Linked DNA regions of Homo sapiens: region 1 is linked to region 2. A link is an interaction called in ENCODE POLR2A ChIA-PET data of the cell type or tissue named here. Cell type or tissue: MCF 10A. All regions are shown on one strand. Links, peaks and the distances in the headings refer to the core of each region. The heading gives the core; the rest is flanking DNA.

Evidence for each region. Peaks named below come from ENCODE experiments on the same cell type or tissue, not always from the same donor. Only the 100,000 strongest peaks of a DNase experiment are listed, where the experiment ranks them.
Region 1: POLR2A ChIA-PET joins it to region 2 with 5 read pairs; 3 of 35 experiments call an interaction of 5 or more read pairs at or near these places.

Annotation. Positions count from the first base shown.
Region 1 is chr13:27,605,832-27,608,759 of GRCh38, reverse strand. The region is part of intron 1 of LNX2 (ligand of numb-protein X 2); the gene reads left to right. Among named protein-coding and RNA genes, the nearest start is that of LNX2, 13 kb to the left of the region's middle. In MCF 10A, for the core only: no CTCF peak of the experiment used is centred there; a DNase peak (open chromatin) is centred at 1,419.
Region 2 is chr13:27,548,088-27,551,015 of GRCh38, reverse strand. It overlaps LNX2 (ligand of numb-protein X 2), which reads left to right. Exons shown (of 10, transcript NM_153371.4): 9 at 525-683; 10 at 2,546-2,928. The coding sequence ends at 2,681. Among named protein-coding and RNA genes, the nearest start is that of LNX2, 71 kb to the left of the region's middle. In MCF 10A, for the core only: no CTCF peak of the experiment used is centred there; a DNase peak (open chromatin) is centred at 1,245.

The DNA.
Region 1 (2,928 bases), core at 144-2,643, 58 kb before region 2:
TGGAAGGATATCTTTCTGGACAATAAAGCTTAATATTCTTAAAAGTAATATTTTAAATTTAATTTAAAATTTAGCAATATCTCAATTTTAAAGAATGTTTTTCTGTTTGGTTACTCTTGGGGATTAAGCAGCACATCTGTTTGATTTACCTTATTGTATACATTATAAACTACATGAAGATATAAGGGATACATGTTGATTTTCTTTTTTAAAATCGCAGTGTATATTTTTAAAATTAATACATGCTTAATGTAGAAAATGCAGGAAATCATAAACTATGCAAAGAGAATAAACATTACTAATCCCACCAGTTATAATTCTTTTAAAATAATATTTTCCAACAAATATTTGAATGCCTATTCTGTGCTGTGTACCATTCTAGATATTTGGGATAGAAAAGTGAATTATAGAAGTTCTTGTTCTCAGAAATCTAGTCTAGATTATAATTTCAGTATGATTACTCTATTTTGATAACATATTTAGATGACAAAAGCATAGAGTTGTGACAAGGCAAAATAAAAATTTATTAGCAGTTACGAGTAAAGAATAGTTTCAAGCAAACATAAATTTTAGCCTTTTCATGACTGCAGGTCCTAAGATAACTGAATACATATATGTCTTCTTTTCCCACTGGGTGTTTATTGAATGCCTGTTATGTGCCTGGCACTGTTCTACATGGTGAGACTATAGCAATGAGCAAGACAGGTGGGATCTCTGTTCTCATGGAGTTTACATGCTGTGGGGCAGGAAGAGAAACAACAGCAAATAGGTAAGCAATTAATGGAGAGGATAATGATGGATGCTAGGAGGAAAATTAGATGATGTGATTAAATCTCAATGGTCTGTTATGCTGGTTACTAGAATCTACAGCTGATCTCCAGGTTTCATTTTAGCTATTTGTCTCTTCACCACGGAAATTTAACTAATAATGCCCAAAGGAATCAAATGGTGTCATCTTTGCTTCCTGCCCTTTTGTACCCTCTCCTGGAGGTTTCCCAGTCAGTGAAATGGTTAAATAGTGAAAACTGGAAATAATTAAGAGTCAAAACAAGGCATATAGAAAATTATTTCTCAGATAATTTGGACTTTCAGGAAGCTAGGAGTTTGTTGAGTTTTTACAAACTTGAGTTTGTACCTGTCAGTATTTCAACAGTGCTTTATGTTTGTATGTTCTCAATTAAGAAAAACAAAACCCTACCAGTTATTAGGAGTCTGAAAAAGAGTAAATAATTCTATCACTCTTTGTGGAATTTGCAGTTTTATTTTGAAGTTTTTCACGCCTTGTTTAAAAACTGTCATCTGTGTTACCTTATAAAGAACTCTTGGTTTGTAACCGAGCTTATTAGGCAGTCTTTAAAATTGGTGTGTAAGACTTTAGTGCCCTGATTTCTTTGGTACATAAGAACTTGGAGTGTGACCCATGACTCATCAGTTGACGTTGTGGTGCGTTTTTAGAAACCAGGAATGCCATAGTAGATTTCCCTTAAGCAGCAGTAGAGGAAGTAAATACAAGAAAACACAAATTTGTCTATTTCTGTGCTGGTGTGATTACAGCTGAATGTTAAATTGATTCTTAGAAATGTATTATAACACTGGACATTTCAATAAGCTTGAATAGAATATGTGTAAACAATGTGTCTTGCAAAAAGATTCTTAAATGTAGCAATAATTTACATTTCTCCCATTTTTATGATAGGAAATAACTTTGCAGATAAATGTGATAATTAATATTTAGATTTGTGTTTTACTTATTTACTTTTGAAACAGAAATGAAGCAGTAAAGAAAAAGCATTGTCTTGGGCATGCAACTTCATTTTTAGTGCTCCATAAAATTGTTCTTATTTTTGATGTGAAGATCTTGTTTCTGTACTTTGCTTTTTAATCATGTATATAAGAACCAATCTTGACTGCTTTCTCATTTCTGCTTTATTTCTTTTTGTGCATGCTCCCTTGCTCCTGCCATAAATATACTTCCATACACATGAAAGTGTATGTGTTCAGATGGATACTTCATGAAAAACAAGCCTGAGGTGAGCTCTTCACCCCAGCTACCTGGTTCGCCTGGAGTTGACTGCTGTTAGTTTTTTTGTATATCCTTCCAGGCATATTTTGTGTGTATAAACTCATGTGTCTGTCTGTATATTAATACATAGATATTTTAAAACTCATACTGTTCTGTACCTTGATTTAAAATAGTGCAAAATTTGTTTTACTTTGCTAATTTTTTTGAAATTTAACTTGATCACCTTTCGTTTGCTGATCCCACCTTAATTAATGTAACCTTAAGGAAAACAGAGGTCTTCTTTGTTGGATATAATTGTGAACAAAATGATTATTTGAGCCTTTTTTTTTTTTGAGCTTTTCTCTCTTTTTTTTTTTTTCGCTATAAATCATGACCTTGTTACTTAATCCTTTTTCAAGGGAATGCTGAACACAATAAAAATTAATCTGGGCATCTTCATGATAACTTAAAATAGGATATTTACTAGGTGGCCTTGGTCTAGCAAATATAGCACAACCATGAAATAAAACATATTTGGTACACTAATTCTGCTAAAAAGCTTGATTATTAGGGAATTTTGTAGTACAAGTTGTGCTTAATTAAAAATTATTTGTTTAACACATCTGTTTGCTAATTGGAAATGTCTTTGTGCATTTTACAGTGTTCATCAAGTCTGCAGATTGTCCCTTTACAGTTTTAATATTTGTAGTGGACACTCTTAGAATAGCTTTCATTTTGAGGATTGTCAGGTGCATCCATTTTGTTTTTCTGAAAAGGGGTGTGGGAGAGGTGGTCTTTTCCTTGAGTTCAATTAGAATATGATGTTAGATCTAGAGGGGAAAAAAAGGTAAATTGTTTTCAGTAATTTATGAGTATTGCCATAGAAAGTTTTAATATTTTCAGTGTTACATTGCTTTTCTTTCTGT
Region 2 (2,928 bases), core at 168-2,667:
AACTCCTCATGTAGACTAAAAGCCTATAGGACCTTTAGAAAAGAGAGATAATTATCTGCCTTCTTTTCGGAAGCTGCGTTCCTAATCTTTTTCTTCTTTCATTTGCATGCTGGGCTTGGCAGTACTAGACCTCTTTCATCCCACATTGTAATTCCTCTTGTAGATAAAAGTGATTAGTAGAATTGAGGACTTTGTTGACAATGCAGTGAGCTGATATAGGTACATGACCTTTTTGTACAGGTTACTGAGGTGTAATTTGTAACCAGGTTCTCTACTTGTGTGTGTGTGTGTATGTGTGTGTGTGTGTCTTCACTTGGGAAGACTGAAAAAAGTTGGAGAAATTTGAGTCTACCTAGGACTGTGTCTCTGCTAGAAGATGGATTGTCAAAATAATCTATTTATTAATAGCCCTTTTTCTTTTTTCCAAGAGTGGTAAATATAACATGGTATGGGGTTATAACAAAAATAAGCGGCTATAAAAGCCTCCATGTTAATTTTTTCTTTATTTTTCTGTTTGTTTATAGCACACTTCATAGCTGCCACGATATAGTTTTACGAAGAAGTTACTTGGGAAGTTGGGGCTTTAGTATCGTTGGTGGATATGAAGAGAACCACACCAATCAGCCTTTTTTCATTAAAACTATTGTCTTGGGAACTCCTGCTTATTATGATGGAAGATTAAAGTGAGTCTTGTTCTAATTAATGATGTGATTCATGTTGATGACATTGGACATGATCTAGACCAGGGGTCAGGGGTCAGCACTAAATCCAGCCCATTATCTTTTTGAAAATAAAGTTTCATTGCAGTGCAGCTACACTTACTGGTTTATGTACTCTCTGGCTCCCACACTACACCAGCGGAGTTGATGTCATCATGACAGAGACTGTATGGGTCTTGAAGCCTAAAATATTTACCATCTGACCCCTTACGGAAAAAATTTGCCAATCCCGATCTAGACTGAAATGTTACCTTTACTGTCTTGTCACTTATAGCTATGTTTCATTAATCTGATGACAGAAACTGAACCTGAGTTATTTCATTGGACATATTTCATTCATCACGTTGTGATGTGACATTGAGCGCTGAGTAAGTTTCCCACACAGCCTACTCAGGTCCAGTCCTGTCATTAGATGACTCTGCTTCATTTTTCTCCATAGCACTCATCTCTACCTGAGATCGTATTTATGCAAGCTCCATAAGGGAGGGATCTTGTTGCATTTATTGTTATATCCCTAGCAGTCATAACAATACCTTGCATAAAGTAAGATCTCCATAAATATTTGATGAATGAATGTACAATAGCTTACAGGATGCCTGGCGCGGTGCTAAGTGCTGTGCATGCATTATGTAATCTTTTTAACAATCCTATGAGGTAAGTTTCTTTATTATCCCTGTTTTAAAACAAACAAGATAACTGAGGCTTGGAAAGGTTAAGAAACTTGCCCACAATGAAATAGCTGAAAGTGGTTGGCTGGCATTCAAACCCAGGACTATCTGGCTCTAGATCCCTGGACTTTAACCCCTCTGCCAGCCTCTACCACTGAGCAAAAGTCCTCGCTCAGTGTACAGCGTCTTATCAAAGCCCGGGCACTGGGAGAAGAAAAGAGAAGGTGTCATGGCAAGACATCATCACCAGCAGAGAGGAGGTGGTTGATTGTAAATTCTTAATACCTGGTTTACGAAGGAAGAACCAGTTCTTAAAAAGTAAATGTTGACATTCTATATAGAATGCTATGCAGATGGAGAATGTACACTGTTTGCAAGGAGTAAGTGACATCTAAATAATGTATGGAAAGGTGATTGGGAGTGGTATGCTCCAGGTCAGCCTATATTGATAAAGATGAAAAAAAATCATTTTAGGAGGACAGAGTAGGGAAAAATGAATTAATCACTCTCTTAGCTAAGTTACTTAACCAGTCTGGGCCTCTGTTAATTATAATTTGTATTCCTCCTACTTCCAAAAAGAAATTGAGGTAGTTAACAATAAAATAGTATATTTATGGTATAAATAGAAGACCAAAAACCATAAGGATAATTATGGTAATTATAAGGCTGGAAAGGTCCTCCAATTCATCATCCATCCATAATAATTCTGCTTAGAGTACAGTGAGCGTCAACAGCTGAAAGAAGAGGAAGTATGGGTCTTATTTCCAATTTAATTCAGCCCTCAGATGTATGAGCTCTAAGAATGAATAGAAAAATAGCAGTCAAAATAATAACCCCCTTCAAATGCATGACTTGGTATTTTTTTAAAGAGAGAGCATATTTACTCTATATTTTGCTTAAATTAGTGTGAAAATTACTCTGCTTGTCCTTGACATTCACCTACTGGTTATGGAGTCATCGGCACAGGGGTTTCCTTGATTGGCAAGGGAAAGCCAGCATAGGCTTAAGGGCTGTCCCAGACAAAGTAGATTATACACCCTAACCATTGACAGTTCAGTGGTAAGTGAAACCGCATTTTTCATGCTACATAAATCTCAATTGGGATATTTTTAATACCATGAAAATAGTAACATTCTGTATCTGTCTCTCTTTGTCCAGGTGTGGTGACATGATTGTGGCCGTAAATGGGCTGTCAACCGTGGGCATGAGCCACTCTGCACTAGTTCCCATGTTGAAGGAGCAGAGGAACAAAGTCACTCTGACCGTTATTTGTTGGCCTGGCAGCCTTGTATAGATTTTGGAAATTGGTTTCAAATCTTGCATCTTCCTTTTTTAGATTTTTGAAAGAAAACCCTTTGGTTTCATTGTGTTTGTGGTTTAGGAGCTGCTGACACTGCTGGTATACACAGGGCCAAAACCCACTAAGATTGTCCGTTTATGTTTATTTAAATGGTTTCCTAAGTTAGTTACATTTCTTTTAGCTTGGAAACAGTCTTCCACTAACCTTTGTGAGTTTATATTTTCAGAATTCAGACTTAGTT